7 separate regions of the Homo sapiens genome follow, and all the other regions are linked to region 1. The links are chromatin loops, found by intact Hi-C in ENCODE. Cell type or tissue: A673. All regions are shown on one strand. Region 1 has its middle 58 kb from the start of VAPA. Region 2 has its middle 56 kb from the start of SLC35G4. Region 3 has its middle 12 kb from the start of APCDD1. Region 4 has its middle 170 kb from the start of LINC01254. Region 5 has its middle 150 kb from the start of VAPA. Region 6 has its middle 5.4 kb from the start of PIEZO2. Region 7 overlaps PIEZO2 (piezo type mechanosensitive ion channel component 2).

Evidence for each region. Peaks named below come from ENCODE experiments on the same cell type or tissue, not always from the same donor. Only the 100,000 strongest peaks of a DNase experiment are listed, where the experiment ranks them.
Region 2: it touches region 1 in a loop (7-fold over the local background); 7 of 110 quality-filtered maps call a loop at or near these places.
Region 3: it touches region 1 in a loop (4-fold over the local background); 4 of 110 quality-filtered maps call a loop at or near these places.
Region 4: a loop joins it to region 1, with 5 times the contacts of the local background. A loop is called at or near these places in 4 of 110 quality-filtered maps.
Region 5: it touches region 1 in a loop (5-fold over the local background); 2 of 110 quality-filtered maps call a loop at or near these places.
Region 6: it touches region 1 in a loop (6-fold over the local background); 11 of 110 quality-filtered maps call a loop at or near these places.
Region 7: it touches region 1 in a loop (8-fold over the local background); 4 of 110 quality-filtered maps call a loop at or near these places.

What each region holds. Positions count from the first base shown.
Region 1 is chr18:9,969,863-9,973,862 of GRCh38, reverse strand. No RefSeq gene overlaps it. Among named protein-coding and RNA genes, the nearest start is that of VAPA, 58 kb to the right of the region's middle. In A673, a CTCF peak has its summit at 2,353 (motif pointing left); a DNase peak (open chromatin) is centred at 2,342; H3K27ac peaks cover 719 bases.
Region 2 is chr18:11,551,683-11,555,682 of GRCh38, reverse strand. No RefSeq gene overlaps it. Among named protein-coding and RNA genes, the nearest start is that of SLC35G4, 56 kb to the left of the region's middle. In A673, CTCF peaks have their summits at 1,958 and 2,157 (motif pointing right); a DNase peak (open chromatin) is centred at 2,172; H3K27me3 peaks cover 202 bases.
Region 3 is chr18:10,440,626-10,444,625 of GRCh38, reverse strand. No RefSeq gene overlaps it. Among named protein-coding and RNA genes, the nearest start is that of APCDD1, 12 kb to the left of the region's middle. In A673, a CTCF peak has its summit at 2,006; DNase peaks (open chromatin) are centred at 3,035 and 3,585; H3K27me3 peaks cover 1,575 bases.
Region 4 is chr18:10,247,155-10,251,154 of GRCh38, reverse strand. No RefSeq gene overlaps it. Among named protein-coding and RNA genes, the nearest start is that of LINC01254, 170 kb to the left of the region's middle. In A673, a CTCF peak has its summit at 1,727 (motif pointing left); no DNase peak of the experiment used is centred here.
Region 5 is chr18:10,060,445-10,064,444 of GRCh38, reverse strand. No RefSeq gene overlaps it. Among named protein-coding and RNA genes, the nearest start is that of VAPA, 150 kb to the right of the region's middle. In A673, no CTCF peak of the experiment used is centred here; DNase peaks (open chromatin) are centred at 1,664 and 3,844; H3K27ac peaks cover 4,000 bases.
Region 6 is chr18:11,152,975-11,156,974 of GRCh38, reverse strand. No RefSeq gene overlaps it. Among named protein-coding and RNA genes, the nearest start is that of PIEZO2, 5.4 kb to the right of the region's middle. In A673, CTCF peaks have their summits at 2,184 and 2,385 (motif pointing right); a DNase peak (open chromatin) is centred at 2,414; H3K27me3 peaks cover 433 bases.
Region 7 is chr18:10,849,813-10,853,812 of GRCh38, reverse strand. The region is part of intron 7 of PIEZO2 (piezo type mechanosensitive ion channel component 2); the gene reads left to right. Among named protein-coding and RNA genes, the nearest start is that of MIR6788, 92 kb to the right of the region's middle. In A673, a CTCF peak has its summit at 1,885 (motif pointing left); a DNase peak (open chromatin) is centred at 1,872.

The DNA.
Region 1 (4,000 bases):
CTGCACCAGGGAGCTGGACTGGGAAATGAGGGGACCCAGGGTGACTGGACTCCAGGCAGCAGACCCAGGAGGGGAGAAGTCTATAGAGTTGGGGAAATGGACACCAGGCACGAAGGTCTCCCGATGTCGGTGTAGACTGGGCCTGCCCACAGGAATGCAGGAAGCAGCAGGCACCCCAAAGCCCAGCTCATCATGGCTCCACCCTGTGCAAAACCACTCCCTGAGGCCCCACCCGCTTCAGTCCCATTCTATGCAAAATCCTTCCCTGAGGCCACCCACACACATGAGGGGGTGACAGGGAGCCTCAGAGCTGGATGAGAACCAGAGACCCCCCAATCCCACAGCCACTGAGTCACCTGACACACACACTCCATGAGAACAGAGCAGGTGATTAAGGAGGAAGTTAAAACAATGAACGGTTATTAAAAATAAAAACACAGCATTCCCTGAAGGGATTTTTTTTAATTATTGGATTAAGACTAAATTTCATATCAAACAGAACTAAAAATGATTTTCCTCTCATCCTCTACCTAGCAGGTGAGAAATATCACTTTATCCATGAAACAAAGAAATAACATTTTCTCAGTCATGTGAGCTATGATTTAAGTCTGGAATCACCCCACGCCGCCTGTGTAACCCACAATATAGAGCACCAGTGTGTCAGTTTCCAATTGCTGCCATAACAAATTACCACGAATGTAGTGACTTACACAGCACAAATTCATTCTTGCAAGTCTAGAGGTCAGAAGTCAAATGGGTCTCACTGGTTAAAATCAAGGTGTCAGCAGGGCGGTACGCCTTCTAGAGGCTCTACAAGAGAATCTATTTTATGTCTTTTCCAGCTTCCTGAGGCCACCACATTCCTTGGCTTCTAAGCCCTTATTCAAGCCCTTTCCTCCATCTTCAAAGCCAGCAGCATCTGGCTGAGGCCTTTTCATGCTGCCATCTCTTTGGTTCTCACCTTTCCAGCCATAGAAACTCTTATGATTACATTGGACCCACCAGGATAACCCAGAATAATCTCCCTACCTGAAAGTCATTGGATTAGCAACCTTAATTATATGGGCAACCTTAATTCCCCTTTGCTGTGTAATCTAACGTATTCACAGGTTCCGGGGATTAGGGTGTGGATATCTTTGGGGGCCCCTTGTTCTGCCAACCATACCTGGTAAACCTTTTTCCTCTGTGGAAAGGGGAGATATGGGCCTGTTGGAGGGATTGCAGGAGCCAATGTAAGTAAACTGACAGCCACAGAGTAGGCGTTCATTCGTTTGTGGGTGATTCCCCCCTTGATCAAGCTCTGGGTCTGAGGCCTGCTCTAATCCATGGCCTGGCCCCTTGGTCTAACCCCATGGCTGTCACCTGGCCCAGACCAAGTGACATTTTCACCAAGTGCAATGGAGACACTCAGGAATTATGATTTTTGTCAAAGATAACCATCTTCTTCATCCTTAGCTCTTAGGTAGGGTGGTATGTTGAATGCACAGGCATGGTGTATGTGAATTTAGATCCATTCCAAACAGATGTTTGCAATACCAGAGGAACACGCCTGCCTGCCTGCCTGCCTGAGAGCACACGCGTTAAAGCTAAACTGAGTTCAAAAGCATTCAAGTTAATGAGATGGCCCTCATTAGAGTTCCAAAACAGTAAACTCAAAGACAATTGTGTCTTAACATTTTCAGCAATAAAAAAGTTAGGACTTTTTTGCTTTTTAAATTACTGTTTTTTTAAGCCCTTATTCAAGCTTGCTTTCCCCTCAGTCAGAGCTTCCAGTTGACAATGGGTGGACAAGATAGGCTATTTACATGTTAACATGTTGGGGGTGTGGTAAGAGAGATGTACATAGAACCCAGAATTTAATCATGAAATCAAAAAGTTATTCAACATTTGAGGGAAGGATCAGGTAAAGAAAAACACATAATGCCTTCTGTAATTATAAGACATTATAAAAAATTAATGCTTTCAACAAAGTAAGTCACACAGATGAAAGTTAGTAATGAAATTAAAGGTATTATTCTACTATATATTTTCATCAAAGATACCACAAAAGCTTACCCACATTATCACTGTAATTAGCCTAATTTTCTACTGGAAAAACAAACTCTTATATCTTCTAAGGGAGAGTGGAGAAGTTTTATATCTATCCTTAGAATCAAAAAGAAAGCTTCCTTCAGCCTGCAATTACAGTTTGCACTAAAAACTTAATAGTTTGATTTTGTTTGAGATGTGGGTTTTTGAAAGGAATTGGTTTATACTGTCTGTACTAAATGTCTATCAGTACAGACAGTGTAAACCAACTTGGGTTTTCCATCGTGCAGAAAGCCTCAAGACACAAGACCACACTGCCACCTCGTGGCAGGATCAGATTTTACAACAGTTGAATTTAATGGTTCACCAGCCTTCAAGTTACTATTCAGAATCACCAGCCTTCAAGTTACTATTCAGAATGTGAAAAGCGTGTGTTCTAGGTGGTTATAGTTTAGCACTAAGAAAAACAAGAGTCCGGGGACAGGTTGTTGGAGGTGCTGAATTAAAACAATTTTTTGGAGTGCTAAATCTTCCCATGGCTTCCTAGGAAAGGCGCTAGCCCAATTCCTTCTGCACCATCTAAAATTCAATGAGAAAGGGGCCCCTGGAGTGGAGTGACACCGGTTCCTCCAAGGACCCTCTGTTGTGTACATTAAAATTCAGCAGTGCCATTTAGCAAAAATTAAATCAGTAAGGCTTTGGAGGTTAGGAAACCAAATACACTTATTTACCTAGTTTTAGAAACCAAAAAGAAAAAAGCTCCAAGTATAGGAAATGCTTGAATCTGATGAAATGCTTGGGATCCCCATCCCAAACACGCCACAATTGTTAAAATATTGGGGTTGATGTTACGGAAAATTCCCTAAGAAAAATGATTTAGGACAATAGCCACCAGTTTACAGACAAAAACAGAAGGATGGCAAGCTGCACGTTCAGGGTGATGGGGGAATTAGAGGTGTGGCTCTCCAAGGCTCCTGAAATGTCCACCGTGTGGTCATTCTTGGAGGACGGAAGCTTTGTGATCCTAAAATAATTAAATAAGGTGATTCCTATTTTTAAAGCAACAGAATTTGCATATAACCATAATTGTTGTATAATCTTGACCCAGTTATCCAAATTAAGGCCCCAGATATCTTCCTAATCTGATGATGAAGTAGTCAAGCACCACGTCGCTTTCCCCAGAGCCCCTTCTCTAAATACAAGGACATGGCAGGGTGGCTTCCTCCATCGCCCCCGCTGAGAGAGCAGGACCCGCAAGTGCCTCAGACTCATTCCTGCAGAACCAAGCCCGGCTTGCTGGTCTCTGCGGCGGCACCAGCCCTGCTCCACGTTCTTCCCAAGCGGAGGCCTGAGATATTTCCACCAACTCCTCAGAGGGTGAGAAAGAAGTTTCGAGGGTTTCCCTTCAGGAGAACCACCAGCTTTTCATGATCCACTCTTCAGACCCACACCCGCAACCAAGGCTGGCCATGAACTCTGGTGGCTGAGCTGAGAGGGTGTCACCTGAGGGAAGGATCCTGCATCGTCACCTTTCTCTTGTGCTTGAGAGAGGGCCTGGACACAGACAAGTCCCCTTGAAGCTAAAGGAACCTCCCAGGCTCTGCAACTACCATCTCCCCCCGTGGGAAAACACCAAATTCCACAAAGCCACAGGCCAATCCTCTCCCCTCCCACTCCCTGGGCCCGGGGAGAGGAAGTCCCACCTTTCCCAAGGGTCAAGGCTTGCCTGCTTTCCAAATGGCCACTTCCAGGATGGCTTTCCAGAAAAGTCTCCATGCAGGCACACCTATATGTTTCCAGAAAAGTCTCAACGCAGTCCCTGCAGTCTAAGGCCAGCATCGGCCCATCTCCCAAAGTCAGTGTGGTGTGGCTTAACACACCGGCTCACCCTAAATGTGCACTGAAGGGGCCCTGAACTACAATGAAGGGGACGCCCCGAGCCAGCAAACCCCGAGGGGCTGGGCGTGCCAGG
Region 2 (4,000 bases), 1.6 Mb before region 1:
GCAATTGCCTGCAGTATTCAGTACAGTAACATGTGGTACAGGTTTGTAGCCTAGGAGCAATAGGCCCTATCATACAGCCTAGGTGTGTAGTAGGCTGTTCCATCTAAGTCTGTGGAAATGCGCTTTCATCATTCATGCAAAGAGACAAACATCTTATGACACATTTCTAAGAATGTATCTATGTTGTTCATTGATGACTGACTGTATGTGATCACATTTTATCAGCAATTGATGCAGACCCTAATCTGGACATAATGCAGTGCAACCATTCACTATTGCTAATGCAATAACATTCTTCAAAGCTGCATTGGATGAATTAAAACCAGAAATTGTAGATGCCTGCTACAGGAACTTATGGAGTGAAGCCATGAATGATTTTAAAAGCCTCTCTGGGGTCAGTGGAGAAGTTAGGAAAATCATTCGTGCAGCAAGACAGGTTGGTGGAGAAGGGTTGCTGACATGCTTGCTGAAGTGGCAGAAGATATTGAAGGACATCAAGAAGTGTTAACAAATGAGGATTTGGAAGAATTTGTTGAGTCGTCTGCAGAGAAAGATGAAGAAATGAAGCAGAACCAGCAATATGGACATAATCGAAGTGTGCTGAAGTGTTTCAAATTGCACAGACATTAAAGAACCAAATTATGGCATATCTTAGGATGGAATGCAGTGTTAAAATTACTCATATTCTCACTGAAGAATTATAATCTCTGCAGCAACACTTTGATGAATTGAAAATAAAGACACAACATCTGATTGCAATGTTCTTCCAGCAGGTCTTGGCAAAAAAAAAAAATAAATAAAATAACACAACAAAAAAACAAAAAAGAAAAACCCTTCAATTCTCCAGGATCCCCAAACATCAGCATCGTCTGCTCCTGACACCCAGCAAAAAATACGTTGTCATGGTGCGATGCTCTGGGGCCATGTGAAGCAGGTGATCCTCTCCCTGATGTATCATCAGGAGGGCAGTAGTAGCCTAACAATATGTCAAAATGTCTCCATTCGCCTCACTTCATGTCATCCCGTAGGCACCGTATCATCTCACATTACCACAGGAAGGGTGAGTGCAGAACAGTAAGATATTTTGAGAGAGAGAAAGGGAGGCCACAGTCACATGACTTTTATTACAGCCTATTGTCTTAATTGTTCTATTTTATTAGTAGTTATGGTTGTTAATCACGTATGGTGCCCAGTTTATAAATTAAACTGTATTTCTGGTATGTATATATGCATGTATAGTAAAAAAATATATAGCATATATAGTGTTGTGTACTATCTGCAGTATTAGGCATTCACTGGGGGTCTTGGAACTATTCCCTGCAGATAAGGAGGAACTACTATACACATTTGGAGAGATACATTTTCTTCCATAAATCCACAGAAAATCAAGATGCTCCTTGTTGAAATACCTTAAGGGCTCACAGGACATCAGTAAAGAACATACAGCCAGCTGCACGTCTTGGTGAGCCTATGGAGGGGGATATTCCCTACCTCCAAGCTGTCTGGCCCTTTGTCGGGGTGAGGGGGCAGATTTCTAAGGGCAACAAGGATTTCCTGGAGCTCCTAAATGCAAAGCTCATTTGCTTTTTATCACAAAATGTGGTCCAAAAAAACAGAGTTCTTATGGCATAAATGCTATTGTCCTAACCTCTTTGGAAGAAAAATCCATTTTTCAAAATACTACACAAAAGACATATCTAGAAAACCATTGTGAGGTTTTAGTTGCTGTAATTAAGAGCTTTCAAACTTTTGTGTAGAATGTCCTTTAAACCATTGAGCATCCCAAGTGTTTATGGTAAAAAGAATCTTACAGTTAAATGACATTGGTGCTGATATGGAAACACTGAAAATGGGTGCACTTTTGTGTATAAGTCGAATGCCCATTCAAGCCTGCAAAGGAAACACCTACTTTAAATATCCTCTCTTCTTCACACATGTTGTCATAACATAAATTGTGGTCAAGACCACGTCTCTCCACCCAACCCCATCAAACAAAAACAAAAGGTCTGCTCTTGAAAACCCTGCCCTCGTTGCTAAATCTCTATGTTAAATAAAGAGGGCGTAGAGCCATTTCTACCAGGTGCTGTGATGCATTTTTCAGTCCCTTTGCCCACCTGCTCCTCACGGCTCTTGTTGTGCAGTACCACATGTCTCCTGTAGATGGCTCTACCTTCCCATTATCTCCCTCTATCCAGAAGTGGCTGCAAGTCTTTAAGCTCCTATTAGTAGTTCTATTGGCGTTTGAATCAGGGACTATGAAATGTAGCTCCAAACCTCACTGACCTAAGTGATAGTGGATACTGTTTATGTAGAAAGGAAAGCCATGAAACATTGAAATAAGGGGAGGCTGGAAAGATCCACTTGGTGGGATGTCCTGAAGGGTGGCATGGTTTAGCCTCAGCAGAGACGCACCGAGGTGCACTAACTTTGGGTAAATCTGTAGAGTCTTTGAAGCATCACAAAGCATTTTAGTATTTTGAAAAGCTCTGATAAGTTCTGTAGAAAAAAACCTTGTTGATTTGCAAGCATTTTTTAGAGATTCTACATGCTAATTTTAACTATCAATATACATTTTTTTTTTGCCTTCTGCTTCTTGTGACTGTTCCTGTCAGAAACATTCTTCTTGGCTTCATCTAATACCTTTATACTATAAGTTTAGGGGTCAAAACTACAGTATGGTAGCCACCGCTGATTTTATATATAAAAATTTTTGGAACACAGCCACAGGCATTTGTTGACCTATCATCCCTGGGTGCCGCTTCTGTGCTACAAGGGTAGAGTCGAATGGTTGTGACACAGAAGGTGTGACTTGCAAAACCAAAAATATTTACTATCTGGCCCTGCAGGGCTGGGTGGGGTCAGGGGCAGCTCCGTGGTGTTCTGAGCGGCATTTAGCAGCAAGGTCTTCACTTTGGTGCTGTGAGGTCAAGAGGCGCGTGGCCCTGCAAGCTGCTTTGGGTGTCCTTCTCAGGCCCCTCAGAGTCGGAGTCGCTATCAGAGGAGCGGGTGAGAGCAGTGGGCACACGGGCTCCTTGTTCTCAGCATTGATGTCAGCACCAACCTTCAGAAGGAGGAAGGGGAGAGTCAGGGACCCCAGTCCAGCTGCCAGGTGCAGGGGTTTGTTTCCTGCAAAGGTGTGAGCATTCACGTTGGCCCAGAACTTGGTGACCAAATGGGTGACAAACCCCAGCTCCTCCATCTCTGTGGCTAGATGCAAGGCTGTTCAGCCCCCCTGCCACTCTGTGGCTTCCACTTCAGCCCCACTGTTCACCAGCAGATCCAGGCACTCAGGGCTTCAGGCTTGGACTGCCAGGTGTACTCTTGCGTCGCAAGAGTGGAAATGGGAAGAAAAGCATCAAAACCTAGTCCGTTGGAGTGTATGTTAAAGAATTTCAAGAAAGGTTTTGGTGGAGATTATGGAGTTCAACTGACCCCTGCAAAGATTGAAAACTCTTTGTGAATTAAAATGGCCTTCTTTTAATGTCGGGTGGCCAGCTGAAGGAACAATAGATAGGGAAGCAATTGGCCATGTGTTCAGGGTAGTAACCGGAGTTGGAGGACAGCCTGAGCACCCAGATCAGTTTCCATACATTGACTCCTGGTTAAACGTAGTCTAGACTCACCCCAAATGGCTTCAGCCCTGTCTGGTAACCTATTGTAAAGCCTTGGTGGTCCAGGCTGAGCCTAAGGCAGCTGAAAAATCAATTACGCTTAGAACCTCGGAAAAAAGAAAAGGCAACAGGAGAGTTAGGAAAAGCTGGTTCTACAAGCTCCTCCAGAGGATAGGGAATTTCCTCCCCCTTATGCTCTGATATATCCATCCTTCTTAGAGCTAAGACAAGGCATGGAGCAAATGGCCCTTGAGGAATCAGGCTCAGAGGAAAGTGAGTCTCAACCATCACCCCACAGGGGAGAATCCGAGCCTTTGCCTGTAAAAGTTAAGGAGGAAAAGCAAAGTGACGCAGTGGGCCACCTCCAGTCTGGCCACACCCGAGCCTTA
Region 3 (4,000 bases), 470 kb before region 1:
ATCAGGTTGCAAAACCTTTCTCTTTCCCACGTGAAAGCAAAAAGGAAGAGTGGGACTTGTCTACAGATCGCCACCACACCTGTTAGTTGGATTTTTAGGATTGTCTGCTTCTCACATACAGTTCCCTCCCTCACTCTCCCTTTCTTTCCCCTTCCTTTCCCTCCCTTCTCCTCACTCTCCCCTGGGAGAGAGGGGATATAAGGTATTACTGAGAAAGACTTCACATGCAGGGCAGTAACCAAAGACTACCAACTTTTTATCTCACACTTTGTCTTGATCACTCTCTTCCATTTCCTAGTGGTGATTTCTCCATCACTAGCAAGCTGGGGATCTGTGATTTCTAGTGCTCGTCCCTGCTGGCCTGTGGCCCCACTCCTGAGGTCCTTTCCAATAGATGAGCAGTTGATGCATTCCACACCTGGCAAGAGCTGGCATTGAATATGGTGATGATCCTCCGTATTGTCCAAGAACACTGTGAGATGGAAAAGGCTGAGGATACCTGCAAGTAGCAGGCTGTGTCAGGATGGATTTTGCAGGCTCTAGATGGATCTCAAGATGTGTCAAAGGCTCCAAAATTGGCGACAGTGGCCTGGGGCTGGGTGGAGTGAGTGATGGCTGGCCCAAGACCCAAACAAATTACTCTGGTATTTCACTATTATCTAAGGAAAAGATAAGTAGTCTATCTTTATGTTTGGGACCTTAATCTCATAAATGTCTGCCATAACAAGCTTATTTATAGCTCATTATAAAAATTAGTGTACCTGGCTTAAATAAATAAGTGGTACAGACCTTGACAGACACCGGAGGATTGCTAGAGGTTTGCCAATCTTGCAGATGAAAGCAAAGATATGTTCTTACCAGACTTCCCATGCAATTTTTTGCACTTTCTATTCCATTTAGATACAAAACTCTTTGAAGTTAAAATAAATAGAAACAAAAAGACAAAAACAAACAAAAAACCTAAAAACATTTCTCTGGACTGCAGTAAGCCTCATGACTCTTTAAAAGACATGGGAAATGCAAAGAGAAGTTTCTTTTAGTCCTACTGAGAGGTGTACTGTCCATGTTTATTTGAAATTTCCCCTTTGTTTATTTTCTTCTTTAGAAGTAGAACAACTTTTTCTAGCACTATGAAGATGTGGTGTCTTCGACCCATTAAGTTAATTTCATTTCAAGTGGAGATACAAGTTCTTATGAAGTTTTTACAAAACTTCTGTTACAAAAGCAGAAATGGGATGGTTTAGCTTTCATTTTCTTTTTGGGGTGCAATTTAATTTAAAGTTCATAAAATATGCATAATGACTAAAATACAGCCTGAATTTACACACACAAAAAAATGGTATTAAAGGACATTGTATATTATTACCCAAATGAAGCCATCTTTAGGCAGCTGTTAAACAATCAAGCTTTGTGTGTGTGTGCACGTGTGTGTGGTGCCCACTTCATACATTTACAAAATACACATGGTAATATGAATAAACTGAATAAGTTAGAGAAAAACAAAGCAGAATTGGACAAAGTTAATACTGCCAGCCAGTTTACAATCTTCTTTGAGCATTTTAACATGAACATTCATACAAAAAAGACAATATTAAAACCATAAAGTCCAGAACCCACTCCTTTTACATAAAGTGGAGACGTGTCACTAGATTAGACAACATGGCTTTGTAACACTAAAACAAACCGTCTGTTCAAAAAGACCCATGCACAAGGAGGCATTATTGGGCCTTGTATCTGCATTGAATGAGCATTCAGAGCACTGATTTTCTATTGTCCCAACTCCATGATGGCCTCCCCCAGCCTCAACACAGATGACAAAAGAGATTTTTAACGATGTAGCACCACGGTAGTTAGGACCCACAGGGCCAAGGCAGAGAGGCAGCTGATCAGAGGCACAGGGAGGATTCTGATAGTGTTTCATGGTCTGGCAACGTAAAACCACTAGACTGTGTTATCAGTGATAGGGTGTTTGTCCTCTAAGGCAGGACATTGCAGCAGGCTCCCAGGAGAGAGTGCCACAGACTGCCTAATGGTGGAAGAGCACTTTCTATTCTGTTCCTTAAGGCTAAGTACTCAACAGTTTTTTAGGCAAACATTTTTTCAGTCGCATTGAAGGTCACAGCTGCATTTGACATGACTTGAATTGGCTGTTTGAGGTGTGTCTCAAACTTGTGCTATTGGCAGCAGAGGTCTGAATGTCTAGGTTGAAACCTGTTCCCCATTTTAAAATCAGTTCATGCTGGATCAAAGGTGAGACCCCTGTCAGGGTTAGCAACGAGTTGCTGATCTGTGTGGTAATAAATAGCTCTGAGTCTGGGAGGAATGGCTGGTGAGGCTGGAGTGCTGTAGCATGTAGAAGTGCGGACGTTGGTGTCTGATGCGCTGCAACGAGGTTTTCACTGTATCGGTGTGACTCTGATGCATCGCTGGATCTCTCTCTCTCTCTCTGTTGTTTTTTTTTTTTTTTTTGAGACAGACTTTCCCTCTGTCTCCCAGGCTGGAGTGCAGCGGTGCGATCTCGGGTGATTACAACCTCCACCTCCTGGGTTCAAGAGCAGGAGGTTTAGCCTCCTGAGCAGCTGGGATTACAGGTGCGTGCCACCACGCCTGGCTAGTTTTCATATTTTTAGTGGAGATGGGGTTTCACCATGTTGGCCAGTCAGGTCTCGAACTCCTAACCTCAAGGGATCTGCCCACCTCAGCCTCCCAAAGTGCTGAAATTACAAGCATGAGCCACCACACCCAGCACTATCACTGGATCTCTTGAACACCCACTTTCTCCTTTGTAAAGTGGTGGCAGCAGCAGAGCTGATCTCTGATGGCTGCTGTGAAGATTCGATGAGATGACCATGGAAAGTTCAATAGTGGTGACGGGTGAGCAGCCCAGAGAGAAGCTGAGCAGGTGAGCTCCTCCCGGTGCTGGCCTTTGCCTGGGACCATGTCCACAGCCAATTATGAGAGCAGACTGCAGTACTCCAGACAGCCCTGGATCCACTTATCAGATTGCACAAGCTAGGAGGGCCTTCAGTTGTAGAGCAGCAGAAGCTAAGTTTGGTTAATTTAATCACAAAGCATAGAGCTGGCCTTGTAAAGACATAGTCACTGCACCATCAGACCGGACAGTGCAGATTGCCTCACAGACACCACTGACATTGGGCTCTGGAAATAGCCACTAGAACTATGGCCCTGTCCCCTCTGAAATGGTGGCTGGCTGCCCCTGCTGCCCCCACCCATAGCAGAAAGGATTCCTAGAGAACCCGTCTTATCACCACAAGCTTATGATCCAAACTTAGGGTGGATGGGCTGTTTGGCAATACCTAGATCTCATACCTGAACCCCCTACCTGTGAGGGGGCAGGCATTTTTAGCTTTTCTGTGGGAGGTGGGCTCCTCCACTAATCACGTCCATGGAGTTCCCTAGTTGGGAGGCCAGAAAAAATGAAAAATGTCTACTACAAGACCCTGACAGATGTCCCTAGGGTTTCCTGTAATTGTCTACTTACTGTCTGCACACTCAGCTTGTAATAATGAACTGATTCCCTAGAGGCCAATGATAGACTGATGTTTGGAGTATTTGACAAGGCAGAAAATTTTCTCTCATATCCTGGATTATGTTCATTGCTTTTATGCCCAAAGTGAAGGGAGTACCATTTCCTCACAGCCTCAGAAGTGGGAAGTGAGCTCGCATGTTTAAAGACCTTCTACATACCTGACAGTTGAGACAGACTGTGGATGGCGGAAAGAGGACTGGACAGAGTCAGGAGACCTGGTGCAACCCGGGCTATCACTTACTAGCTTTGTGAAATTACTAGCTTTGTGGGGTCATTACAGCAGATCTCTGGATGCCAGTCGCTGTATCTGAAAAATGAGCATCATCATCATAACTATCTAAGGGAACTGTAAGAATAAATTACATGACGTTTACGACAGTCCCTGGGACATAGTCGGCATTCAGTGCCCTCAGATGGTTTGGTCTTTGAGCTTTGATTACCTCCTGAGAT
Region 4 (4,000 bases), 280 kb before region 1:
GTTTTTCTGTGGGTAGAAATTTCACGTGTAGCCTGCTTACTTTATTTCATAGACTGGGTAGAATACCACCAACTACTCCAGGATTTCTTAAACTGAAACTTGGAGTCCCTGGATGTGAAGGTGGGAAAATACATGAAGATTCTCTAAAAGCCAGAGAGCTACTTATAGTAATTGAAGCAAGTATCAACAGAAATAGAATAACAAATGAGAAGAAGCAGAAGTTCTCTATCTTCTGGTCCCTTCTCCTTCTTTCCTGTTCTGCCCAGATTTTAGAATCAACTGCAATGATGAGAGGAAGTCTAGAGGGAACTGATCCAAACAGCTGATGTCTGTGCAAGGCTGCTAGAAAAACTAAAAAAAAAAAAAAAGCTTTCTGGGGAACACTTATACACTGCTGGTGGGAGGGTAAATTAATTTAGCCATTGTGGAAAGCAGTGTGATGATTTCTCAAATAACTTAAAACAGAATTATCATTCAACCTAGAAATCCCACTATTGGGTATACCCAAAGGAATATAAATCATTCTACCATAAAGATACATGCACACCTATGTTTGTCACAGCACTATTCGCAATAACAAAGACATGGAGTCAACCTAAATGCCCATCAATGGTAGACTGGGTAAAGAAAATGTGGTACATATACACCATGGAACACTACGCAGCCATTAAAAAGAATGAGATCCTGTCCTCTGCAGCAACACGGATGGAGATGGAGGCCATTTTGCTAAGCTAACTAATGCAGGAACAGAAAACGAAATACCACGTGTTCTCACTTATAAATGGGACCTAAACACTGAGGACACATGAACACAAAGAAGGGAACAACAGGCACTGGGACCTACTTGAGGATGGAGGCTGGGTGGAGGGTGAGGATGGAAAAACTACCTATCAGGTACTGTGCATGTTACCTGAGTGACAAAATAATCAGTATACCAAACCCCCATGACACACAATTTACATATGTAATAAATCTCCACATAGGCCCTTGAAATGGAAATAAAAATTAAAAACAAAGATAAAATAACAACAGAAAATAATAAAAGAGGCTTTTGGGAAGTGGACAACTGCAGTGTGATGACAGATATGTGAAGTCAGGGGGCCCTGTCTCAAAGGACACAGTGATGTTTAAGGACTCTGCCTTTCCAAGAGACTGACAAGTCATTCAAGTGGACTGAGTCAGCCCCAAATGGTCATGCTCACTCCTTCCTCCAGGAGCCCTTACTTCACAGGAGGTTCTCAATGTAGCCCCCTGAGCCAGTCACTGGAAGAGACAGAGCCAGAAGATCAAACTGCGAGTCTTGGCCTGAAACTCAAATCAGCTGGCTCCATTTTCTTTCCACATCTACCTTCACTGCACATTGCCCAAAATAGCCTTTCTAGTTTCAGCAAGACAAGAGCTCCCAGAAGTTAGGCGCTAGCAGTACTGCAAACTATCTTTAGGTGGGATTAATTCCCTTCCGAACCTAAGACAGCAAAGTGCTGTCTTTACCTAAGATTAGTCTTTACCTAAGACAGCAAAGTACTCACAAGCATTTCAGACTCTGGGGATCCACACACCCCAGAATACAAGAACTTTCTGGGCAGAATTTTGCAAAGTCTCATATCCCTTCCAGCCCCTGAGTAAGCAAGGTCAGCAATACCCTTATCTGCCAGTGGAAGGAGACGTCCCTCCTCAAGGGCCCTGGAACCCACTATGGCTTCCCGATGGCCACTTTGAAGGAGGCCACTCAGCTCCATCTGGTGCTGGCTGTAGGCAGGGGCCCTGCAGAGAGGTCCTGGAACCAAACTGGAGGGTGGCTGCCGGCTTTGTATTTCAGTTAAAATGAACACTGCATTTGAAATGCTCTGGTGATTTTGTTTAAATTCTTTAAACTATTTTTTCTCTCTTAGCTCCATCTTCCTTACCTCCACTTAACCTACATGCTGGCAATGGGAAACGGAGGGAAGAAAATTCATTTTCTGAAATTGTATATATGAATTTTTGTCCTTGAACGATATTTTCAATGTTTTGACAGATGGCTCAAGCTTCCAAAATCTCTACGCTCACATTGACTTGATTTTTAGAGTCACATTGGAAGTGTCTGGCAACAAGAAAGAATGTTTGAAATTAGTGATATTCCAGCAAATGCAGGCTGTATGGTTTGAGAAGTCTCTGCCTCTCGTAGTGGTGCATGTGTCTTAGGTCAGCCATGGCATGGGGAAAAAGAACCTTATCTGCACCTGTCTGCAGGGCACTGAGCACCGCTTCCCTGGGGCTCTCTGTGTCTCTCACCAGCTTCCTACCTGCATCATTTTCCATATTCTCTGTCCTCTGGAGTGCCTAAAAACCCAGGCTGTGGGGCGATGCTGGCTCCACCACTGACCAGCCAGTGACTTTGTGCACTTTGCCTAAATTATCTTAACCCTTGTTTGCCGGGTACATAGTAAAATACCCAGCCACTCTTAGCCGTTATGAATTTCAGTGTTTCTGTAGATTCTAAGCCAAATGAGATGTAGGCACAGATATCAAAGATGACAACATGAAAGGGTTGTAGGTGAAGTTGGAATGGAGATCAAAGCAAAATTTCCAACTTCTTTTTTCTTTTTCTTTTTTGAGATGGGGTCTCCCTCTGTCACCCAAGCTGGAGTGCAGAGGCTCCATTTCTGCTCACTGCAACCTCCGCCTCTTGGGTTCAAGCAATTCTCCTGCCTCAGCCTCCTGAGTAGCTGGGATTACAGGCGCGGGCCACCACTCCCAACTAATTTTTTGTTGTTGTTTTTAGTAGAGATGGGATGTCACGGTGTTAGCTAGGATGGTCTCGAACTCCTGACCTCATGATCTGCCTGCCTCGGCCTCCCAAAGTGCTGGGATTACAGGCATGAGCCACCGTGCCCAGCCAACTTCTTTTTCTTCAGCTGAGACTTTGGGATGCACTCGGGGTGAGGGACAGTGAGGGCTGCTGAAGTCAGTTCTCCACCAGCCACAAGGACAACTGTGACTCGCCCTACCCCTCATCAAGCATAGAGTTCCCAGGAGCCTAGGAGAGAGGGCACTGAGCCTCCAGACCCTGGCCAGACTCTCCCCGAGGTTTGCCTCCCAGCTGGAAGCAGAGGTGTCAAAGGAAGGCTTATGGCTGGAAAGTATGTTCGAGATGAGAGAGAAAAAAAGAAACCGAGACAGAGACAGGCAGAGAGAGTGAGCACTAGGCCGTGCATAGAGGGGCCACTAACAGGGTAGACGCTCACGGCACAGGTGAGCAGGAGCGCAAGCGGCCAGAGATGGGGGCCCCCTTCCCCTGCTGGCGGCTGTGTTCGCATTCTTGCTGTCTTCTGTGGCTGAGAGTAACCACACAACAGTCCTCAGCCAAGATAGCCTTTCCCTGTCTTCACACAGACGCAGGAACCCCCAGGGATGAGTGCTCAGGAAGGGAGTGGACAGCAGAACCCTCCCTAGGACGCGGACCCTCTTAGGCAGGTGGCATTTGTCAGCCCGGGTTTCCTTCCTCCCCACCCTTTCCATCTTTCTCAGGCTCCTCCCAGCCTCTTCCATATTCCTCTCCCAGCCCCGTGCTGACACCCCAGCTGCTCTGGCAAGGATGGGCAGTGATAAGAGGAGCCCCGAGCAGGGAGGCTGGGGCCTGCAGTTTCACGCAGCTGTGAAGTGCACCGGATGGAGTCTGTAAAGTGCTGTGTGAAGCTTGCTGCAGCTGAGTCCCATGGGCGGAGGAATGGGAGACGTGCCGCAGATGAGGCAGAGCCAGCCTCCCCAGGTAGTGCCTTCTCTTTGAAACGGCCTGGGAGGAGTGTGGGGTGCTGATGAGCCCCAGAATAAAATAGACATAAGCATGTCAGATAATGCTTCATTCTCGATAGCAGTGCCTTCTGTCTTAGACTTCTTACGCAGCAGCTAATTCGTCTAACTAATAAAAGAGGCGTGGAGAGCAGTTCACGGAGAAGCTCCTCTCCCGCCCGTGGTTAGGGGCTGCACGTGCTCTGTACTCCGCAAATGCCATGCCATG
Region 5 (4,000 bases), 91 kb before region 1:
ACTTCATGCTTTGGAAGACAGCCACCGAATGGGAAAACCAAAAATGACAGATGACACTTCAGGAGCTGGTCTCGCCAAGGCCTGTGCAGCTTCCTGCCATGTGCTCAACTCACTGGCTTGCCTGCCATTCTGAGGAAGGGGCACTGAGCAACAGCTGCTGCAATTGCCTGGCATTTCCCCGCCGACCCCCCATCATTCATTCACTCATGTATTCATCCGCTCAACACAAAACATCCTGTAGATGTTTCCGTATAGCAGATCATAGAGGGACAGACAGTGGGTAGGTGAGGAGGAAGGGTGATGCTGGAGGAATACTAAAAATTTTAGAATAGGAAAAAAATGCTCTCCCTCCCCTTGCCCCCCACCCCCCAAGAGCATTAGGACAAATACCTAATGCATGTGGGGCCTAAAACCTGGATGACAGGTTGGTAGGTGCAGCAAACCACCATGGCACATGTATACCTACGTAACAAACCTGCACATTCTGCACATGTATCCCAGAACTTAAAGTAAAATAAAAAAAATTTTTTAAAGAATAGAAAAAAATGAATGCAGTCCACTCCCACAAACAAGAAAGCATTTTAAGAGCAGTACAACATAAAGATATACCAATAAGAACACTGTTACAACAACAACAAAAATATAGAAGGCAAAAAATCTAAACTTCCCACAGTAAGGGATTGGTTGAATGAGACACAGTAAGCACGTGTGCGCCGTGCATCCGAGAAAATGAACGAGTATAGTTCAGTGTGCAACGACAGGCAAAGATCCCAAAGGAGCATCAGGAAGCAGAACGACAGATGGGCACTGAAATCAGCCCATTCTTCTTTAACAAAAACAAATATAGATTCAAGTCTACGCTTTCAAATGCAATGAAAATTTCTGGAAGGATAAATAAGAAACAGTTCACAATCTTTAAATAATTGAAAGGAAAAAAAAAAAACTGTTGACCTGGAAATCTACACCCAGAAAAAAAAAATCTCTCAACAATGAACGCAAAATAAAAACTTTTTCGGACATACAAAAGCTGAAGGAATTCACCTCCAGCAGAGCCGCACTACAAAAAATGTTTAAGGAAATTCTTTAGGCAGAAGGAAAATTATACTAGGTGGAAATCTAGATCTACACAAAGAAATGAAGAGCACCCAAAATTGAAAAATAATCTCGATACCATTTTGTAAAAATTTTTCCTACAGAAACTCACACTTTGCTCTCCTTTTCTCCTCCTATATCCCAAGGTAAGATGGTTGATGCCAAACTTTAAAGAATTTCATAAAAATGTTAATCAGTGTTAATATTATTGAATATCACAAATCTAACACTCGTAGCTCATAGCAGTTACTCATTAAATGTAGGAGGAAGGATGGAAGGAAAAACAGAGGGAGAGAGAGAGGAGGGAAAGAGGAAAGAAGAAAGAGAAGAGGAAGACAGGAAGCAGAGAAGGAAGGGAGAGAGGGAGGGAGGTAGGAAGGAAGGAAGGAAGGAAGGAAGGAAGGAAGGAAGGAAGGAAGGAAGGCAGGCAGGCAGGCAGGCAGGCAGGCAGGCAGGCAGGCAATTTTTATTTCTCGCCTGTTGCTGCATCATTTGCCCTTCCCTTGCATAAACCGCTGCCTCCCTGCTCCCCTCTGAAGAGTGCTCATCCAGCCGTCATCTCCTGGGACCATGTGAGAAAATAAGAATGAGGCTTTACATTCTGGCTTTCCAAGGCTGTGGCCTCCATTCTAAGGACTTACAGGATATTGAACCAACCACCCCCAAAAGGGAGCACTTTGTTCAATAACTGCAAGACCAAACAGCAAGTCTCTAAAGCCACAGAAGCATTTCTACACCCTGCACAGGGCTTACACCCTGCACTGGGTTTGCAGTGTTGACAGGCTCAGTGCATTCCTCCGGGGCTTCTTTGAAATTAAATCATGTGTAGCATATTTACATTCTGCTCCCAGATCTTACCGCAGGCCAAAGAACCCTGATCTAGCCTGACTGTAATGAGCCCTCATTAATACCCTGCATCCTCAGGGGTGACACAGGGTCCCGGGAATGTGCCCTTCACTGGGCTGAGCCTGCACATTGTCAAGACAGCCCAATAATCTCATGACAAATTAGTCCAAATGATTACCTAGTACTGTGTAAAAAATATTCTGGCAGCGTTTTCTTCACTTGTTACCGGTCAACATGCTCTGTGGATCTTAGGTTTTATCTTCATGATGCAAAAAGCACCCAAGACTGTAGTCAGCTCAGTCAAACAATTGTCCATATTGGTGTAGATTAAAAATAACCCTTGCCAGAACTTTTCACACTTCAAGTTGCTGTGGTGAACAGATACTGATACAAAGTACTGATTCAACACAGATATTGATACAAAGTACAGTATCAGTACAGATACTGATACAGATACAGATGCTGATACAAAGATGGATGTCTAGAGGGATATAGATACAGATACAAAGACGGTGTCTAGAGAGTCTTAAAGAACGATCTTTTGTCTCAGCTGGAGTGAGTCCTGTCCCCACTGGTGGCATAAGACCCACTCTGACATTACTGGGAGCAGGTTATTAGAAGCCAGGTCATCATAGGTCTTGTGTATGCTTGTGGCTGGGGAGGGACCTCAGCAGGACAGAAGGGGCCCATGGAGCTGACCTTCCTCAGGCCAAAATAAACAGGCTCTCTGTGGTCATTATTTTAATTAGATAATTTAATCGGTCTTGACATGCTTTCTATACACAGGCAAGAGCACGCCCAAACTGCTGCTGGGTCTGTGATATGGGAAAAGGTCTGATTTTTCCAGTGACTCCTGGATATAAAAATAAAGAAAAGGGGAGGAAGAGCTGTATTAATTCTTTTCCCTTCATGCAGTATCACTGAATTTTTTCCAGAGGTATAACGAAGAAAACAATCCTCCGAACCAATTTTTTCAAGGAAGTTATTCATTTTTCCTAATCTTCCTAAAACACCATGATTGCAGAAGACCCTTTGTCCCACAGATGCCCCTGTGTGAAGGCTGGTCTCCATTAACTAGTTCAGCCCCAGTCTACGCTTTCTAGGGGGAGGGAGCAGGGAGAGGGGGAAAAGGGCAGAGAGAAGAGAGGGGAAGTGAGGAGGAGGGAGCACAAAGTCATGATGCTTTAGTGTTTAGAAAAACATAATTAATTAAAAAAAACATTTGAACAAGTTTCTGCTTCTTTTCCAAAGCAACATAATACTCCTTTAGGCAAAGGGATTAAAGAAATGCAGGGTCCATGTTGAAATTATTTTCCAGGAAGACTTTGTTTCTGCTCATCCAAAATTTTCTTCTTTCCTGGAGGGTGGGCTCTAGATTTGGCTTCCCCAGAGGCAGTTCTGGGACATTTTGTAGGCCTGGCTGCCTCTCCCCTAGGGTGCTCCCAGACGCTCCCCAAAGGAGACACGCTGGTCACCAGCTTAACACTTCCTTCTTACTCTGGAAGCATGAGCAACTCAATTTTTCTTTACCCAGGCAACCAGAGCCCTGGACTCGCATTTGCTTTCTTCCTGCTATAAACTCTAAAATCCCTGTACAAAATAAAGTCACCCCTACAAATCTGTGTCAGTAATTCCCTCCTGATTCCTTCCCTCAGGGCAGCTCCCTGCAAACGAATGGCATCTCCATGGAACAGGCTGTCCTCTTACAAAAAGACAGGCCCCAGCAAACCAGAAGAGATTATGGACAACCCCAAAGACACAGGTCTGGGAGAGAAAGAAGCAAGTCTCCTGTCTTTCTGTTCCTGGTTAAGACCCACTGCCCTGCCCAGCTGCTGACACTGCAGCAAGCAGCCCTAACCAGGCTGACGACACCCACCTCATGAGGACAGTTAGATGCGGGGATTAAACTACAGACTATGACACTTGGCACTCAGTCGGCGGCGGGCTTCGTCCTGTGCTGGTCCTTGCTATTGCTATTGTGGGTTTCACATTCATGTACTCTTCTCAACTAAGAAACATCCATGAAATCTCCTCCCATCTCATTTGCCTGCTGAAAGCCGAC
Region 6 (4,000 bases), 1.2 Mb before region 1:
CCATATAAAGTGCTATGGCAATTTGAGAGAGAGAGGCCGTAGAAGAAAGGGAAAACCTTTATATTTAAGGATTCTGAGTAGCACTTTTTTTTCTGCCTTTTGAACAAGGAGCCCACATTTTCATTTTGCACTGCAGCTCACAAATTTTGTAGCTGGCCCTAGACTCATCTGAGGTGGGAGAGCAGTTATCTGACAGAATCTCAAAGAGTTGTCACTGTTTTGAGACGCATAACATCAGAAACTTGAATTTTGGAAAAGACATTTTATACAACAGGGGTTCATTCACCTTTAATTTTATAGCATGTTTTCTTTTTTAAAATGCTTGCTTTTCTCAGCTGTGTTAACAGAATACAAGAAAATGCATTTTTTCCTTCATCAGAAAGAGAGAAGGAACCCCATGCCAGTAATAATCCAGGCAAGGGGACACAGGGACCCCCATCTCGCTGAGGGATTTTGATTCCAGAGGTTTTGCTTCTCACTTGACGGGAAGCACACTGTTGTCTTCTGCTTATTTTAGTAAGGGGACTGTGATGGTTAATACTGAGTGTCAACTTGATTGGACTGAAGGATGCAAAGTATTGTTCCTGGGTGTGTCTGTGAGAGTGTTCCCAAAGGAGAGTAACATTTGAGTCAGTGGACTGGGAGAGGCAGACCCGCCCTCAATCTGGGTGGGCACCATCTAATCAGCTGCCAGCACGGGTAGAATAAAAGCAGGCAGAGGAACGTGGAAAGGCTAGACTGGCTTGGTCTCCTTGCCTATATCTTTCTCCTGTGCCGGATGCTTCCTGCCCTAGAACATCGGACTCCAAGTTCTTCAGCTTTGGGACTCTTGGACCTTCAAACACAGACTGAAGACTGCACTGTCGGCTTCCCTGCTTTTGAGCTTTTGGGACTCGGACTGGCTTTCTTGCTCATCAGCTTGCAGACAGCCTATTGTGGGACCTCACCTTGTGATTGTGTGAGTCAACATTCCTTAATAAACTCCGCTTCATATATACATCTATCCTATTTTTTCTGTCCCTCTAGAGAACCGTAATACAGGGGCCATGTACTCACATCCCAATATGAACAAGCAAAACTCTTGTCTGAAGGACCTGAAAGAATCTTAGATGAACCCATGATGTTTATCTTGTCACTGGGCAAGCCAGAGAAAGTGTCACACTGACCTACGGAGAAAAGCTTTTCAGTCAGGAAGTTCACCCTCAAGGTCTGCTTTCCTGTTTCAGGAGTGTGGCTAAGCATTTGCTCATGCCCGCCAATGCCCTCCATTTACAGAGGAGTAAGTGGATCACAGGAATGTGCTCTTGGCCCGAGGAATTGCATCTCACTGGCTACAGTATTGCTGCAGGCCCAGAAGGCATCTACACATTTGCTCTGCCTGTACAAAGATTTAAAAGAAAGCAGATTGAGCACACAAAAACCCCAAAGTGGGAAAACCCACAAAACCCAGAAAGGTCAAGCAATTTATTTAGCAACATTTCAGCAAGAGGTTGCCAGAACTGAAATGTCCCAAGTCTCTTGACTTCCTGCCAGTGCACTTTGAGTCTCCCATCTGAGAAGCGAACAGCAGCATGAAGACAGGACACTAAAGACAGCGAACTCCAGGTTTCCTGTGTGACAGTCCTTATTCCTGTGATCTATGACTGCCTATGTCGGTTGTTTTGCTTGTACTTAAGTGTTTACTACTGTTTCAATTTAATGGAAAATAGAGAAGCCCATAAATTGGAAACCATATGACCTGGCAAACGGTTTAAGCTGTGTGGGACGTCCAGTTGATGGAATATGGAAATTTCCTGTGAACTGCTCTTAAATCCTTTAACACATAGTACTCTCTGCTGCCTCTGGGATGTCATCTGTTCTTTCTGCCTGGGAACATTATTCCTTCTCTTCTCACCTAGGTAACTCCTTTATTCAGTCAACAAATATTATGCCGTCTGTACTATGGGCCCCATGCTCTTTTAGGTCCTGGGGATACAGCCATGAACAACAAAGTCCCTGCCCACTTGGAGCTTACATTCTGGTGAATCTACACTCACCCTTCAAGATGTGACATACATCTCCTTCTCAAGGGATCTGTCCTCCTGTGCCTCCCCCAGAGGAGGTTGGGTTTACCATTTATACTCTCCCCTAAGGCCCAATACTTCTTCAGAGTTCTTTGCAGGCATGTATTATTTTCTTCATTATTTATACATAGTTGGTTAATGTCTGTCTTTCATTGCTGGATGGTGACCTTATGAAGGCAGTGGCTATGCTGGTTCTGCCCACTGCTGTATTTCTGAGCCCATCAGCCTGCAACATGGGCTATAATCAATGTTTGTTTGTTGATTGTGGCTAATTGCATGCTTTCTGCTAGAAGTACTTGTATTTTTTCAATATACTTCTAGCCAAAAGGTGGCACTGCAGGAGAATAAGTGAACAAAGCTTCAAACTAGTTAACTGTAATCATTGGATGGGATCCAATTAGTTATAGGCTAGTGTTAGAACTAGAAATAGCTTATTTCAAAACTTGTACACACGCATATCCATACACATATTCGAAATCTCAATAAAACCAATGAATGAAAGTCACCTAAGCTTATTAAGAATATTAACATTTCTATGACCATTGCAGAGATCCAGATGCAGTTACAAACACAGCTAGAATCCAAATTATGATTCATTAACTAATAAATATCTATTTAGGACATGGACAAGTTGAATTTTTTTATCTCAGTGGTTACAAGTAAAGAAAAAAAACCTGTAATTTTTTTTGGTTAGTAACTTGCTTTGACTTACTACAATTTCATTGCAAAATTATCCTCCAAATTCCAGCTCCCTTCCATAAGTCTTCTTATAGCATGATAAGCCTTTCTGAAAAAATGATATTACAACCAGCAGCCTCTTCAAAGGCTTCAGCAACAAATACACAGACAGCAGATAGACAACTGCTAGATAAAAATCTGCTCACAATGTTGGCTGTAAATAATGAATGGTGGTTTCCATGTTTTAGCATTGGCCACCTGGGTGCCTGTGGTGCCCAAGGCAAGTCACCAACTTCAGCAGAGCATCCTCCCCACAAATCGGAATCTCTTCCTTTATGTGTTTACCTCCAAAAACCAAATACAAGTTTACATGGTCCTTTTATTTTTATATGAGATATATCTGATGTGGTTATGGGTGAGTGTGTATATGTGTGTGTGAGATTGTGTGCACATGCCTCTGTGTGTGTGTGTAATGGAAGTGTGTAAGTAGAATATGATTCACTTGGAAACAATATTTTGCTTTATATTCTGCTTTATAGATGAAATTTTATCCATGTCCTCATATCCTCCAATCTAGTTGGAAAGATAAGGCCCATAGACATGTCGGTTAGCTGCGTTTTCAAGGTTTTTGAACTACAGATACAAATCAGCAGTGTGCTTCAGATTCGGCATCCATATTACAATTCACAAACTGCAGTTAAGGCTACAGTATACATTTTACGTAGGCTTAGCAGGAAGATTCCACCAAAGGGCCAGATGTCAGAGACAGTGAATTTCACTGTGCGTTGCTCTGATGAGGGATAACTTCTTTAGCAGAAGTATGAGCAGACCATGTCTCCTGCACATTATTAGAAGTTGTCTAGGTCTTTGGAATTTGGAGACTTCGAAAATACTTCTGCTGTAAACATTAAATTGATAGCTTTTTAAAAATGTACAACCTCAGCATATATTAGCAAAAAGAAGAAAGCCATTCAGCTTCCAAGTTTTCTTAAGAATAAGAGCCAAAATCTCTGTGGCTTCTAACAAAAATAACTTCCAAATAAATATTGTGCCTTATGACACAATGATAATTATAAATGAGAACTAGAAATATATATATATTTAAATTTTTTAGTTAACATATATGTAAGAAAAACACATGTGACCAATGCTAGAAGATATTCTCCTTAATTAAGTTGGTAAGAGGTACCACATTCTCCACAGGCTGGATGGCATCAATGGATTTTGGCAGATTTCACTGAAGGAAGAAAATGCCAGGT
Region 7 (4,000 bases), 880 kb before region 1:
ATACATGGTGAGTTATTTAGATAAGCTGTGCCTTGATGTCTGCAACTTAAAAATGGCTTAACAACCAACATAATAGATTGATAGATACATACATACATAGGAATAGTTAACAGAGAGAAGACAAATCAAATTATTTAAACTAGGTGATCAGTATAGGGTTATCCACTGTCCTATTTGAACTTTTCTTTGCATGAGGAAAGGTTCATAATTGACAGTTCCAGAAAAAAGAAAGGGGACAGAAATGGTAATGTTAGCAGTGAAACACATCTGAGTCTCGCAGCACCAAAGTATGTTACTGACAGCGAATTCCCATGGATCTGCTGCAATTTCAATTTTTGCTTCCTTAGAAAAATGAATTCTACTGAGGTGCATAAGGCAGGAGAGACTGAGGCAAGTTTTGGAGCAGGAATGAGTGACAATGTATTAAAAAGCTTTAGAGCAGGAATGAAAGGAAGTGAAGTACACTTGGAAGTGGGCTAAGCAGGCGACTTGAGATCAAGTGCACGGTTTGACCTTTGACTGGGGTTTTATACATTGGCTTGATTCCGGGGTCTTGGGCCCCTTTTCCCCTGATTCTTCCCTGGGGGTGGGCTGTCTGCATGCACAGTGGCCTGCCAGCCCTTGGGAGGGGCTGCATGTAGTCTGTTTACTGGAGTTGTGCGCATGCTCACTTGAAGTGCTCTTCGCTCACTTGAAGTGCTCTTCCCTCACCGAATGCTCCTACAAGGTCATGTACCAGTTAAACTCCGCCATTTTACCTCTTACTGCACATGCTTGAGCCCACTCACCCAACTCCTGAAGTCTTATCGGGAAACTGTTGATCACCAGTTTTGTTTTTTTTCTGTATATTGGGAGACTGCCTTCCCAAGCCCCCAGCTGCAACCAATTACTATTTTAGAGAAACAGTGTAAAAACCTCCTGACTATCACCTTATGGTCTCCTGACGTTCCCGGTTGGTGGGTGGGGGGTGCCCTCTCCTGCCCCACTCATGCCTGACCACTTACCTCTGTAACAGTAGAAGAGGGTGTGAGTGTTAGGTGAAGACGGTGCCAGAATTCTCTCTGCTGTGCCTCTGGATGGTAATGTAGTGCTTTTTGTCTTCTTGTTGAGAAATGAGGAACCTGCAATTTAAAAGAACATGAATATTATTACCATACCAGCAATACAGGTTTGCATCCTTTCAAGACATCATAATGTGGTTTTAATGTGATCGTAAATTATAAAGACAGAATGTGTGAGAGGGCCCAGTGGCCTTGCTTTGATTGATTTATGTGTAAAATTTGGCCGTGGTAAAACTAGTTGTGGCTGACTGTGTCTATACAGTGCTAACAAAAAGAGAGAGAGAGAGGGCACATGCTATAGAGAGCTATTCAGTCAAATCCTTTAAGACCACTTAAATTCAGTTAAAATAAGTAAAAGTTGGTGCTGGACACAAGCATCCACACCCACACACACACACACCCATCCACACACACACATTCCCACCTTATTCTAAATCCAGTTGGCTCAGTTGATTGTATTAGCCTGGCAACTGGAGAAGTGAAATTCAGTCTAATAAGAAAAGAATTTTGTATAGACACAGTAAAACTGGGGAGCCTCTTTAATAGTGCATATTCACATAATATTTACTCCAGGCAGAAGTGAATAAAAGCTAAATTTCAGTGCAGACATTATTTCTAGACTAAATTAATGCTTTTAGTTTCCTTTAAACGTTTAATTTTTAGTTTGTTGAACACATATAGCAAAAAGTTTTGTACTGCTGAAAGAACTGCCTTTTAGAGGATGACTTAATTGAAAATGTAAATATCCTCTGTAGGGCAGAAGTTTTTTGGTTTTTGGTTTATTCTTTCTACTGGCTTAAGGATCTTTTATGCCATCTAGCGGCTGAGGGTAGAAAATACAAAGAATATTCAGAACCACCTCGAAAATACTAGATCAGGCAAACTTTCTCTGTAAAGCTTAGTAAATAGTTAAGGCTTTGAGAACCATATGCTCTTTGTCACAGTTCTTTCAAGAAGTCATTATAATGTGAAATCAGCTGGGCACCATGTAAAATGATCATGGCTGTATTTCAGTAAAACTACAAATACAAATTTGCATTTCATATTCCTTTTACATTTAATGAAAATTTTTTTAAATTTTTCCCCAACCATTTAAAAATGTAAAAATCATTATTAGCTCATACATGGCACCAAAACAAGCACTGAACTACACTTGGCGCAGGGGCTATAATTTATCATCTTATGGTAAAGATATTAACAGTTCTAATAGTGTAATAACATCATATTTGCTCTTCATTTGAATTGTCATAAAAGTAAAATTATAATTTATTACAGACATTTCGGTACATCATCCCCTTAACAGTTTAAAAGGTCTGTTATTATAATCTCATAGAGTAAGACATTGGAAGTTAAGTTGCTTATCAGGGAATAGAAAATGTGAGCTAAACAATGCAGTATGTAAAGTTCCTTGTTGTAGATTTCCTCCCCATTAACTTGCCGATAACAGGACATTACATTTTATTCCTTTAAAACATGGAAATTAGCATATTTAAACCATAGCTTTATCCTAGGGCATAATTTCAGTGTATTGTTATTAACCCCAAACTCTGAGTTGGAAGAAAACAAACTGCAGACTGGCAAAAAAAAAAAAAAAAAGATAAAAGAAAAAAAGAAAAGAAAAGAAAAAGAGAAAGAAGGAAACAAACATAGAAATAAAGAAAATCACCATGGGTGGGTGTTTATCACAAATTTCATAACCACGGAGACTCCAGCCCTTCTGTCTCACTTCCTGGATAGATAAAGCTGCCCTTAAAACAGTCCAAGCAATTTTTATCTTCTGGTAAAAAAGCTTTCAAATGTGCTCTCTGGTGAGAATTAACCTTATTTTTAGAAATATTGAATTGATATTTTTTGTCACACTGTTATACTAAACACATGTTTTTTGGTCATTTGGAAAAATAAAATAATAAGAAAAAACACTTTAAAATGTAATCCTTATTCCCAGAAATAAATACTATTGCTTTTTAGCCAAATTTTTTTCAGAATCTTTCTTATGTCTATAGGTACTTTTTACAAACAAATTTTGAATCATATTGCACATACTATTTTATAATTTGCTGTATTTATGCAAACTGTGTATTTTCCTATGTTATAAAATGTTCTAAAATGTAATTTTCATAGAGTGCAAAGTGATTGTGTAGCTATATTAGAATTTAGTCAACCCCTGAGTTTTAACCACGTAGATGATTTCTCATTTTTGTTCTCATGAATAAGGCTGCAACAAGTGCCCACATTACTTCTAAATCTAAACAAAACTTAATGATGAGCAAGTTGCAACCCCACATTCTCGCAGCTGTGAAAGAGCCTTTGCAGGGCTGTGGGGGTGCTTGCTTCTGCTGGAGGATGCACAGGTGTCCAGGTCCTAGGCCAACATAATGTTAACTAGCTTACCGGTTTGCGATGCCCTCCCCATGCATATGGTATAAACTGAAATTCCACGCCGATGTGTGGCACAGGGCTGGAGTTTCATTTTTCTCTAGAGTAATCCCTTCTTTTCACCCCATGGTCCCAAAAAATCACGTGCTTCCTTCCAGTTTCATCTGCACATGTGGTTGAGTTTTTGCATTACTTTTATCCAGGAGAGGGTGAGAATTAGTGATTCCCTTCCGTTTATGCACACAGGTGTGGCACGAGCATATTTTCCAAAACAAAATGTAGGACTTATTATGTGACAGAGATAGGTGTACTTAGGGGAGGTTAAGATACTGGGTCTGAAATTGAGATTATTCTTCCCAAATCTGAAGTGCTGTAGTCTATTATAACAATAACTGCAAAACTCAGTGACCACACTCAGAAGTTGATCCAGCAGAAGAAAGCTTCAAGTGTATCCACATAACTAAATCTAAGACCAGTAATATACCATTCAAAACAGTCTGTTTAAAAGAATAGAGCCCTATGGCAGCTGTTAGTCTGGCAGGTCTCCCGAAGAAAAATGGTGA